2 separate regions of the Homo sapiens genome follow, and region 1 is linked to region 2. Evidence: chromatin contacts called from ENCODE Hi-C data. All regions are on one chromosome and are shown on one strand. The core of a region is the stretch at or near the end of the contact, and the rest is flanking DNA. Distances in the headings are between cores, read along the strand shown. Region 1 holds the start of FMO3 (flavin containing dimethylaniline monoxygenase 3). Region 2 overlaps PRRX1 (paired related homeobox 1).

Region 1 (6,792 bases), core at 3,832-6,331, 360 kb after region 2:
GTGGACTCTAAGAATGAAATGATCAGATTCTCTGGCATGAAACTCAAACTACTGTCCTTATTTCTCATTTTTTAATTGTAGTGTCTAAGTGGCTTCTGTGTTACTTATGGTCCAATAAATGATGTGTAACCTCCTCTTGATGGTATTCTGGAGTCGGGAGAGGTAGTGAAATGGAAGAATAACTCAGGTGTATCACCTGTTAAACCCAGGAGGTGGAGGTTGCAGTGAGCAGAGATAGTACCACTGCATTCCAGCCTGGGCAACAAGAGCGAAACTCCATCTCATAAATAAATAAATAAATAACTTGCTGAGGGGGTCCTAAATTTTAAATATATACCACTGTTGTCAGACACTTAGGAGTGGAACTGGAAAACTGGCAACGAAGGAGATCACTGGAATAAGTTACAGAGAACATCTGTCACTAATACTTAGAACATTATCTGGAATATAATAGACACTCATTTACTAGATTAAAAAATGAAAAGTGTATATGAATGCAGCTTAATGTGCCAATGAAAGGCATCATGTGCATTCTCCTTAGTTATAAGTTCCAACCAGCTGCCCTTCATTTTACATATTTTCTATTTTGGCTATTTAATATGCCACGCAACTCAGCATGCTGGACAGTGCACGTGTGTCTGACTTGTAACTAGTCAGCTACAACTACAAGTTGAATTAGTTAATTAACCTCTTTCACATTTTTAGGTCTAAAAACAAAATAGGTGTGTTGATCTATAAGTGGGTCTTGATGGCAGAAATACTTCCCCATAGTGGCATCTGGAAATATATAGGGGTAGTCTTTTCTTTTTCTATGCCTAGTAGTTTTCACTGGCATTTATTGACTTAGATACTAGGTAAGCTAAATACCCTGCAATCTTAAGGATGATCTCACACAATGAAAAATTGCCCTGCCCAGGCTGACTTGCCATAGTGCTCAAGCCTGTAATATTAGCACTTTGGGAGGCTACAGCTGGAGGATCACTGAGCCCAGGAGTTTGAGACCACCCTGGGCAACATAGCAAGGCCCCCATCTCTACTCTACAAAAAAAGAAAAGAAAATTTGCCAGGCATGGTGGCACTCACCTGCAGTGCCAGCTACTTGGGAGGCAGAAGCAGGAGGATCTCTTGAGCCCAGGAGTTCAAGGGTGCAGTCAGCCATGATCGCACCACGGCACTCCAGCCTGGGTGACAGAACAAGACTCCAACTCAAAAAATAAAGAAAGAAAAGAGGCCGGGCGCGGTGGCTCACGCCTGTAATCCCAGCACTTTGGGAGGCCGAGGCGGGCGGATCAAGAGGTCAGGAGATCGAGACCATCCCGGCTAAAACGGTGAAACCCCGTCTCTACTAAAAATACAAAAAAATTAGCCGGGCGTAGTGGCGGGCGCCTGTAGTCCCAGCTACTTGGGAGGCTGAGGCAGGAGAATGGCGTGAACCCGGGAGGCGGAGCTTGCAGTGAGCCAAGATCCCGCCACTGCACTCCAGCCTGGGCGACAGAGTGAGACTCCGTCTCAAAAAAAAAAAAAAAAAAAGAAAGAAAAGAAAAATTGCCTAGCCCAAAATGTTATAGTGAGATCGTTCATAAATTTAATCCTTAAAGTTCTTTCAAGTTCTAAAATTACATGATTCTAAGTGGAAAGTACATTTTGAAAATTATTGTTTTACAATGCAGACATGAGTATCAGGCTAACATCAGCCAATAGGGTTTCTGTTTTCTTCCTCTTTTGCGTTCTTGCGTGTTCCTGGCTGGCCCATTACTTTCAGGTGCAATATGTGGGCTCTATGAATGAAATGGTCAGATTCTCTGGTGTGAAACTCAAACTACTGTCCCCATTCCTCATGCATCCAAAACTAGCCTGGAAAGTCTTTTTGGCCATTATACACCAACCCAGTTCCAGGTGATAGAATATGAGAAATGGAATGGAGCCTAAAAGGCTATCTTGTCCCCTCACCTCTACTGCCCCAAAATTACCAAAGCAACCAACACAAGGGTTCTTTCTCTAATGAGCGATGAAAGTGATCTTTCTTATTCCATAAGGCTCCTGCTCTGGAAGGCTCTGGTAATGGCGACCATTTTCCTGGTAACTTAGGGTTATTTGTAACTCCAGCAGCTGCCACAGAAGGCTCAGATGGGAACTCAAAGTTGTAAGATAAGCTCTTCATTTATTTTCCTTAATCAGGGCTGTCTTGGTTTTCCTGCCCCTGGGGCAATAGTGGCAATGTGAGGAACAGAGACCTTGCCCCTTTGTAAAGGAACAAGTGGAGTAACCACTCTGGACCTATCATTGGACCTGACTTTAACTCAGTGTTTCTCAACAGTGCAACCAAATGTCAAAAATCACAGACAAACATTGTTTGCACTTGCTTGTTAGTTCCAGGATTAAATAGACAGTCTTTTATTACCTAAGTTCTAAAATGTTTTGGTTTTATTTTTTCCCTATCATAATTTTTTAAATTTAGTTTTCCTATTTTATTTATTCTAAGCTCTTTCATCTACTCACATATGATGACCCCCAAAGGTAAAGCATACTAACCGCTTCTTATATATACATTCATATTTTTCTCCCTGATCAAAATCCATTACAGATCATATGAGTATGTCTATGTGTGTCTGTGTTCACATTTATACAGATTTTTAAAAATCAGCATTCATTTTTGAAATAAGGATCATATTATAAGCACTTTTTTGCATGTTGCTTTTTTCCTTTCTAGTACTTTAATGGGGTATTTCTCCAAGCTATCTGTTAGCTCTAATTTACAGAATAATTTATTCACTTCTCTAACAAAAAGCATTCATTCTATCTCATTTTTGATACTTTGAACAACACTGAAATAAACTTTTTTATACAATTTGTTAAAGCATGCTTATATTTGTATTTTTATAAGATATATTCCCAAAAGTAAAATCACCTGATCAAACAGCATATATCTTTTTTCTAAAGAAAAACTGAAGACACTTTATTTTTATCATTATTGAAGTTAACAATTGACAAGCCCATTAGAGAAAACATTTTACATAATTTTACATCACTGACTTAGAGCCCACACATACATGACAAAGATAGCTAAAAACATATGAAAAAATATATCTTTGGAAATAAACACAGCATTCCTCTGGCTATGAAACTAAAAAAGTTTGAGACACTTTTTAAACTTGTAGCAGAAGATGCAACAGACTGTCAGCTTCATTTAGCACTGCCTGCACTAATTGTTGTTCACTCGATTCTTTACGAGATATTAGCTTCAGAATATGGACCCTAAAGAATCCACATCTTTGGAATGTTCCATCATAGCTTTGATGATCAAGTCTGAGTCTCCAAAAGCCACTCTCATTTTATAGAAATCTTTCAACTGTTATGCATCATCAGACATGACAACAGGTGTCACAAGAGATATATGCCTTGCCTCCAGCAAATCAATTAGAAGAAAACAAAAATTTCTTTAAAATACAAAGAAAATATAGAGCAAGAGAACAGAATATAAGTCTTCCACTCATATCCTCCAACAGCAACAATAATCTAGCAACCATCCAGGGATGAAAGTTTCTTCTTAGCAGTTTTGTGATTTGGAGGGGACAACAGAGTAGAGAATGCCCACTGCCCCAACCAGAGCCTGGGCATTTGAGATTCTGAAGATTTAAAAAGGGGCTCTGCAGAAAGCTGTGGCAAGCAAAGGATAGGCTAGAGAGAGACAGGACTAATAAATGTGTCGACTTCAGATACATTCTTGTGAAGGACAGCAAAGAATAGGTGGCCTTTTCACCTCCTAGAGAGATAAAACATCGGAGGCCAAGGTAGAATTGGGTGTGTCCTGCCAATCTTTAAATGAATAAGGCTATAGGAGTAGTATTGCTTCCTGAAGTAGTCACAATCTTTTCTTTGCATTATTTTAATTCTATTTATGTAGCATTAAAAACTGAAAAGAAGTTCTATGTAAAATGAGAGCAGAGAAAATCATGTTGTCTGAATTGCAGCCCTAGAAAATTTCATGAACCTATGACTTGTTTTTAATTTTTATCTACAAGTCACATTTGCTCATTTTTAACTACATGCCACATTTTATATGTACCTATGTATACATGTATTTATGTGTACATACCCTTTAATCCTCTAATCCTTGTTAAAAAAAAAATAGCCAGACAGGAATTAATAGTGTAGTTATCCCTATTTTATTAATGAGTAAATCAACGATTGGAAAGGTTAAGTGATTTGCCCAAGGCCACAGAGCTATAGAAGTGATTTGGAATCTCTCATACTCACACTTCAGAGATGAAGATTACTGTCTTCAAAAGGCATGAAGGGTAATTCCTCAAAATTAGACATATACCAGTTTACACTAAGTATCACTTGCTTAATGAAGGAGTTAACTAGACAAAATGAGTGAGATGTTATAATTCTAAGTGACATCAAAATATAGTTGATAGGAAAACTTTTTTTGAAATTCTACTATATTTCATGACTGGGAGTTAGGTGCAGTTTATTTTGTCTAACTGCCAACATAATTTTACCTGGTACTAATTTTACCTGGTTCCTGGTACTAATAGATCAATTTGTGGAATTTTGATCTTTTCTGTGACCACACACTGTACTCAGAAACAAGTAAATATAAGCTTGAGAAATACAGGCCTTTGACCCCAAAATTCCAAGACAGGACATGAAAAGAGAGAGCAGAGAAAAGTCATCCTCCTTATTGGGCTATCTCAATTAAGTAGCTAAGTTTCTACAGTATTTGGAGGACTACTATGAGCTACCCACAAAAGAACTAGGAATAAGGAAAACAAGGTAAACTTTCAAATAACACATAATAAAATGGAGTACAGAACTGCAAAGTCACCTGGGAGAAACTACTTGACTCCCAGGCCAAGGGTCCAAGAGTATAACCAGCAGCTTGTGTTTACCATAATCAAAGGAAAAGTAGAAACTGGGTGGCCATGGGAGACTGGCCTACAGTCCCATCCATCACAGAGGGTTGGCGTGTGCTCACCCATTCAAGGACCAATAAATGAGTATCTCTTTAAGAGCAGCTCCTCCCATTTTTCAACAATCTTCCTAATATGTAGGCTCACTAGAACATTTTCTCTTTCAAACTGCCCAGACGGTTGGACAGGACGTAGACACACAGAAGAAAAGAAGACAAAGAACGGGTAGGAAAATTAAAAAGGTAGGAGGCTGAGGCGGGTGGATCACCTGAGGTCAGGAGCTTGAGACCAGCCTGACCAACATGGTGAAACCAAATCTCTACCAAAGATACAAAAATTAGCCAGGCGTAGTGGTGCATGCCTGTAATCCCAGCTACTTGGGAGGCTGAGGCAGGAGAATCACTTGAATCTGGGAGGCAGAGGTTGCAGTGAGCCGAGATCACACCATTGTACTCCAACCTGGATAAAAGCGAAACTCCGTCTCAAAAAAAAAAAGAAAAGAAAAAGAATAAAAGGTGATATAGTAAAGGGTTGAGGGTGGGATGGGTAAATGAAGAAGGAGCATGCTGTAGTTTTATACCAAATATGGCTAGAATGAGAATGATATAATTCAGGCAGTTTGTTTGTTTCTGGGAATCACGGATCATGATGTTTAATCATCCAAGTCTATTTCCCTGCATAGCTATGTGATTTTGTCTAAAAAGAAAAAAAAAAGTAGTGAAAGAAGTAGTGGTAGAGCCTAAAGACAGTGTCAGGAACAGAAAAAAGTTAGGAAACGTAATTTTCTTAGAGGGGAATGGACGCTGAAGGTAGTGGGAAAAAATTGTTTTTAGGTAAGAACATGACTTCTTTCCCCAACACCCCCCGGAGAGAAGGTCTCACTCTGTCACCTAGGCTACAGTGCAGTGCTGTAACCATAGCTCACTGCAGCCTCAAACTCCTGGGCTCAAGCGATACCCCAGCTCAACAGGACTATATAATCCCAGAGTAGCTGGGACTATAGGTATGCACCATTTACTTGTCTTTTTAATTGAGAAGGTGAAGTACATTATTGATGGGGAGAAGGGGTGACTACCTGGCACACTGAAATACAGACATCTTCAGACCTTGTTCCTCATTATCCGTATCTAAGTAAAAAGAAGATACAGATTGCGTGTGTGTGTGTGTGTGTGTATGACTGTGTGTGTGTATACATATACATATGTGTTTCTTCATTCCCATATACAGGCATATGTATGTGGGTGGGTGGGTGGATGTGTCTACAGGTGTTTTAGTTGCGAATCTTTATTTCTTCTGCTTACTCTTTTTGGTAGACAGTAAATGACAAAGTCCAAAAGCAAAAAAGATAAATATGTATGCTGGGTCATCAGTCTCTTAATTTTGGAGAGCTGATGACTAAAAACAAAGTGCTTATTTTTTTTTCAGAAGAAAACTTTCTCTTTAGAAATTAGAGAGAAATGAAAATGTAGTTAGATCACTAAAAGGAATTTGTTTTCTAGAGACAAGGTCTTACTCTGTCACCCAGGCTGGAGTGCAGTGGTACAATCACGGCTCACTGCAGCCTGGAACTCCTGAACTCAAGTGATCCTACCGCCTCAGCCTCCTGAGTAGCTGGGAGTACAGGCATGTGCCACCACACCCAGCTGATTTTGTTTGTTTTTTGTTTTGTTTTGTGGAGACAGGGTCTCACTCTGTTGTCCAGGCTGCTTTCAAACTCCTGGGCTCAAGTGATCCTCCCACCTCAGCCTCCCAAAGTGCTGGGATTACAGGCGTGAGCTACCATACTCAGCCAGTGTTTATTAAAAAGTAAAGTTTTTATTAAGCCAAAGAGCGAAATCAAAATAAATAGATAAATAAGTAAATACATTTTCAGCAA
Region 2 (6,294 bases), core at 621-3,120:
TGAACACGCTAAATGGCTTGGAAAATGGGTGTGGTTCAAAGCCTGATGCTTCAAGATCTCTGGTTTGAATTTGGTCACAACCAGGAAGTATTGCCCCTTTTTCTGTCTGGGTCCTCCATAGGAACTTTTCATACCAGCCATAAACAATCCAGATGGCTGCCACGTGGTCCTTACCAGTGAGAGGCGTCACACAGCACACACTGCATGAATGGGGATGAAATCATTCCTGAATTAATATAGGGTTATATTACTTGGACCTCAGCCATTTGAGCCTCAGTGTCTGCATCATATGTGTTTAGTATATGGACATCTAACTGAAATTATTAACGTGGCAATTTATGCGTGCCTTTTTTGGAAATATTCTATTTTAATGGAAAGAATTATGTAGAAATACTGGATACATTTTTAAAAACATCCATAATTCACCATCTTGACATAACTAGTATATTCATTTTTGTGATTAGAGTTCAATGTTTTATATAGATGTAGCTTTAGTGTATATATTATTTTGTATTCTGCTCTTTTCACTTAAAGTCATATGACCTAGTACATTTTACTCATTTCTTGGTATGCTTTTATATCATTTCTCTCTTAGAAATTGGATTTGTAAAAATTAATTTAGAAAATCATAAAATCTGTTCATATTCTGTATGAAGAATAAATTAATCTTCAGATATAAGCAGAAAAGTGATGTTAAAACAATAATTTAATCAATAATAATGTTTTTTGATCCAATGTTGACTGAAGTGTTTATATTTTGGTTGATTTCTAAAAGTAGCAAAAAGCTATTCTGTTATTTGGAGAATTTTCTGCTATGTTTAGAACCAAACTATGTTATGATTTCACACTTTGAAGCTTGATAGGAAATATTGTTAAGGAAATAAAAAAGAAAAACAAGTGATCCAAAGCAAAGGAAATGATAGACTTTTGTGTTATGAAAAATTAACTCACTGTTCTTGTTGGTACTATTATGTCAAGTTAGTTATCTCACATGTGACACTCATTAAAAGGCATTTCTCTTGGTTAATTCTTGGAACACTGTTGTGTGATAGCTCTGTCTTGCTGTGCTTCCAAAGAAGAGACTAAACACTTGCCCAAATTTAAGTCTTCAGCAAGGAGAATTAGAACTAATGCTTGTGTTCCCTGTTTTCATCCAACATGTTAAGCCACACGACTATATTTTCATTCAAATTAAACCTTGCATTGTATTGAAAGTAGTAAAAAAAGTATAAGATTGGAAAACTATCTAAAATCCCCTTTTTATGCAAGAGATATCTCAGATCAGTGAGGCATGCCTGCAGCTGAAGTCCACACTCTGTGGGGACCTCATCCCATTGGACTGATAGACGTGGCTTGGTCATACAAGCCAGAGACAGTGAGCGACAGTTTTGCCAGAAAGGATATTTTGCTGACTTCCACAGTTATCCCCTGAAAAAAGAAAGGAGAAAACCAAGGCATAAAAGCAGTTATTTGCATATGGTCAGAATTTTGGGTTGGAAAATAGCCAACATACTTTTTTCTGGGTGTCTTTTACATCCAGAGTCATGGATGTGTAATTTATTGTTCAAACTGGGACATTTTTTAGAGTGAAAGGGGAGCATTATTAATAATTATACTAGGACAACAGGTATAAGCCAGGATTGTCCCTAGCAAACTGGGACATATAGTCTGCTCTAATTATAGCTTGTCATGACCTCACTCATTCCCTTGAGCATGTTAGAGGTGATGACATTAGGCAGGCAACTGAGTCACCAGAGGGACAAAGCATTCCCTATCACGGACACTGTTGTCCTGGCAGGTGCCTTCTTTACATCCGTGGCCAGTTAAAGGAAGCTTGTTTTTGGCACACACACCCATTGCTTAACTCAGAACTATTTTTCTTAGGCAACTTGTAAGAGTGAAAGCACACACAAGCACCAGAATTATTCAGACTCACTAATCTTGCAGTGCTTTGCTTCGTGCTTCGTGGGTAGCAGTGATCAACCAAGTCCTGAACTTTTGACTGTTATTTGAGATGAAGTAGCCAAGAAACATTTTCTCAGAGACATCCTTTCCTAGGTGAAGTGGATAGTGAATGGCCTGGTTTTGCATTATTTACCTGAAGTGCCATTTCCAGAGGGAGGGCTGGGCTTAAAAGAAAGCTAGTGATGAGTGAAAGAGAGGTCAGCTATCCTTGTCCACAGCTTCCCTCCCCATCCTTCTCCTCCCCTCATTTGATCGTGGTCATGGTGCTGCCTGACATCTGCTGAACGCATTTGGCTTATTTCTCCCTTTCACACTTTCAAAAATAGATCCTCGTCCCTCCCAAGATGTTGTTTACACGAGGGGCTTCATAACGGATTCTAACGGAAGACACTGAAAAGGTAACTTGTCAGAGGGGGAAGAGGGTGGCTGCTTGGGGTAGGGTTTAAGTGGGAATTCAGAGTGTTTAAGAAAGTGGGGGTTGCAGTTCTAGAAATTTCAGCAGTGAAGTCCTCAAGTGAGGAATATTATTGGTAACCAGAGCTGCAAGAAAGCATGTCCACTAAATGAAGCATAGTGTGATACTAATCTAGAGCAGGGCTCTTCAGAGATTGCTGTGCACAGGAAACATCTGGGATCGCGTGACTGTGCAAACTCTGATTCACTAATTCCAGGTTGGAGCTTGGATTGTGTATCTCTAACTTGCTTCTAGGTGATGCTGATGCTGTTGACACTTGGTACACATTTTGAATAGCGAGACTTTGTAGGTTACAGGACGGGGTTCGGAAGAACTACGTTCTTGTCCTGGCTTCTGCTGCTCCTCAGGCCAGTCAGATCATTGCTCTCTTATGCAGCTTTGTATCTAACATGAAGCTAGCAATAATCTCCCTATTGCTTATTTCACAGGGGTGTTTGGAACCTATCGATAAGCAGTGTGCGCTTCAAAAAAAGTCTTGCAACAATAGAAAGATACAAGAGGCTTTATATATAAAAGTATTTCTAAAATGAAAAGTTAAACATAGCAGAAAGATCACTGAACATACAGTACAAACGGAAAGCTTACCAATGAAATGTGCAAGTGTGTTCACTTTAAGAGATAAATATACGTATTAGAAAATCAACTTCTGAATTTCAAAACAGAAGTTAGAAATAGAAGTTAGTTATTTAAATCACAAAAGATCCCTTTCCAAAGAATTTACCAGATCTCTTTTTAAAAGTAAATTTCCCTAGGAAAACTGGTATTACATTTTATCAGGTGAAGCAAGTATGCCTCCGTTGTTCTTGCACTGACAAAAGAACAAACCCGAGACTTTCTGCAACTTCTATGCATCACAGTCTTGAACACCGTAACCCCTACAGTCTTTGAAAAAATCCTGAGCTGGTGAAACCCAAGGATTTCAGGAAAACTCATAGACTTCTCGGCTGACAGATTTGTCTTTAGGGTGAAATTGTAAACATCTTGTCATCATTTGTTCAAAGGGCCAAATAGAAAACAAAGAGTTGAAAATAGAGTCAGGTATTATTTTTTTCCCAAGCTATCAATTGTTTTGTGATTTGTGGGACTTAACACTATAGGTGTTTAGAAAGCAGAGGGGCAGTTGTCCATACGTTTCCTGGCTTTAAAATCGTAGTACGAATAGTATTTTCCATACTTCCTCAATGTTTGACAATCATTTTAACACATTTTTTTTTCCTCACAACTTTCAGGGTAGGTTGAAATGATAAAAAATGATTTGTCCCAGTGAAAACAGTACTCCACCTCTGCTAGTGGTTAGCATTCTGCTCTCTATGGCTGTGTTGCATCTGTTAGGAATCTCCAAACAAGTAAATGGAAACATTTGAAGCTGATTTAAATGTGTCAGCTCTGTGTAAGTCTCAGGGCAGATTAGCTGAATCAACAGATGGGGTGCAAGCATTTATTATTAATCTCTAATTTCTCAATGCACTTTATTCAGTAATGTGGTTTCTTGGTCACTGACACAAAGAACTTAACTAAAACTAACTAAAAATGGGGCTTTAGCCAAAGCCTAAAAACTCAGTCCCAGAACTTATGTCTGTACCCCACTTCCAAGAATAAGTGGGTTTTACTTAGAAGGCAAGACCAACAGGCAGGATCTCTGGTTGTTGTTAAGCAGGCTTCTGGTTGTTGTCATGTGCTTAATCTGTACAAATCACTTAGCTTCAATCTCACCATTTTACCCGAGCAAGCTTAATCCTGTATAGGAAGGACTGGTCATTTTACATGTTCCGAATGGCCCTATAAATTGGTTGAAAACAGTTAATTACCCTCTTTGGACTTTTAAGAAAACATTTCAGGGTTCTCTTTCTTTTCCTAAAGCAGAACGTCAGAAGTCTCCGTGACATGGAAAGCAGATGGTCACAAACAATTTCATATTGGCAGCCACTCAAGGCTCTCTTGCATCTGTTGACACTTTAGGAGGCAGGTCCTCTGCATCTTACTTCTAATGCCATTTTTGAAGAATGACTAAGATACTCTTAGAGTACTCACTCACTAATTCTGTCTTTTCTGACTTGTAATACAAGTTTTGCTTTTCACTGGTATATCCAAGGACTGCTCACTGCTTGCCTGTATGGCACCCTTAGCTCAAATTGAGAAGCTAGATCCATGTCAAACTACTGGAAAACAGACTTGCAATTATTTAGTATGTGTACAAAATATTATTGGAATCCCTATTTGTAGGATTACATATTCTAAACATTTGTTAAGAGGCTGTGAAATAAGATGGCTTTGGTTCTTTTATCCTACTTCTTGCGGCTATAGGATGCTGAAACAAGTTAAATCAATTTTGAAAGTTTATACATTTCCTAAGCATTTATCAAGGGAAAATATTATCACCTATCAAGCTCCTAGGGAATTGCTAAATTCATTCATTAAAAACAACTACTTGTTAATCCACTAATTTGAGGGATACCTATAAGGCATTGTCACAGACTTGCCTCTGGTGGTGTTCTTATACAATGCCACCATATAATCAGACGAGGGCACTGTTCTTTACTGTGGAAAAGCAGGCTGCCGTTTATGTGAAAAATGTGCCAGTGAATATCCAATCTCCTGTGTAATAGATGATCTGAATTCCCATTAATTTGTTTTTGAGATAGAAAGTGCATTAACATTCATCTCATTTGGGATATTACAGTCTTGCCTACATTCAAGAGAGAAACTCAGTATTTCCAAGAAATGTGTTACCCTGCTAAGTCCTCAGACTAGAATATCAGGTGGTAAAGCTAGTTGACTCTGAAATCACTACAGCAAAAACGGTTATGCAATAGACAACTTGTAATCGTTATTATAGGAGACATTTCTGGGAAATAGCAATAGCATCTTCAGTAAACTAAAATAATCTCCCCAAGGTTCTAATCTCCCTTTTTGGCTAAAGAGATGGAATACAGCTTTGATTATCTAAGAAAGGGCACATTTCTGTTACATAAGACTTTGCTTGTCCAGAATCTCAAAAAACACATCATCTTTCAGAAAATTAGACCAAGTACTTAAAAGCACAATATTCTATGACAATCTACAATTTGGGATGAGAAAATTTTTCTTTATACTCTCTCATAAGTTTTAGCTTTCTGTTTTCAGAAGCCATTCAAATTTGTTCTCAATACTTAGCAAATAATACAGACAACTCCTAATTCCAGCTTCTCTTCTATGTGTTTACAATTTCACTAATTGTGCATCATCTTTAGGGCTTAATTCTCTCACAGAAACCTGATTAAGAAAGGTTGACTTGGTTGATTTTATAATAATCTATGACTTAGGTACATTTCCCAAATCCAATAGTCTTTTTTTCTCAGATACTTAGATCTTCGGATTCTTGGTATACCCTAGAAATTTTTTGAATATAGGTTTTGTGGGTTTACATACATTTATGGTAAGGTCTTGAATGGAACTGTGAACTAAATGATAATACATATATGGGCTTTGAAAATAAATGACATTTCTTGGTATATTCTAAAACAAACTTGTCCCACTTTAGTGTATCGTTCTGGTCATTTATCTCACTTCTAACTTAAACCTACCTTAACTGGGAACTCTTCTGCTTCTATCCCTTGGTAGGCAGTGGTTGAAGTGATAGTCTAAACTGTACTAATAACTTGTTCAGTTTTTATTGTGAAATATATTTTTTGATGGATCCAAGTATACACAGTCACCAGCTCCTGCTTTTGTCATGTCCTACTGACTTTGCCCTTTCTATTAAGATAGTAAAATTGGCAGTAAGGACCAGTTCCTATGAATAAAAGCATATTGGTAAGATTTTTTTTTTTTTTTTTTTAGAAATCATTGCTCACAGCAGAATGACAGAAACCAAT

The links. A loop is a pair of places that touch in the nucleus more often than their neighbours do.
Region 1: a loop to region 2 is called in a map with no recorded cell type, with 2.7 times the contacts of the local background. The contact joins the promoter of FMO3 here to the enhancer-like site in region 2. A Hi-C loop is called at or near these places in 1 of 37 single-sample maps with no recorded cell type.

What each region holds. Positions count from the first base shown.
Region 1 is chr1:171,085,824-171,092,615 of GRCh38, forward strand. It overlaps FMO3 (flavin containing dimethylaniline monoxygenase 3), which reads left to right and starts at 5,082. Exons shown (of 9, transcript NM_001002294.3): 1 at 5,082-5,158.
Region 2 is chr1:170,727,986-170,734,279 of GRCh38, forward strand. The region is part of intron 3 of PRRX1 (paired related homeobox 1); the gene reads left to right. Among named protein-coding and RNA genes, the nearest start is that of PRRX1, 67 kb to the left of the region's middle. Within about 2 kb of position 1,871, at least 4 of the 41 ENCODE cell types and tissues checked have a DNase peak (open chromatin) inside an H3K27ac peak, as active enhancers do.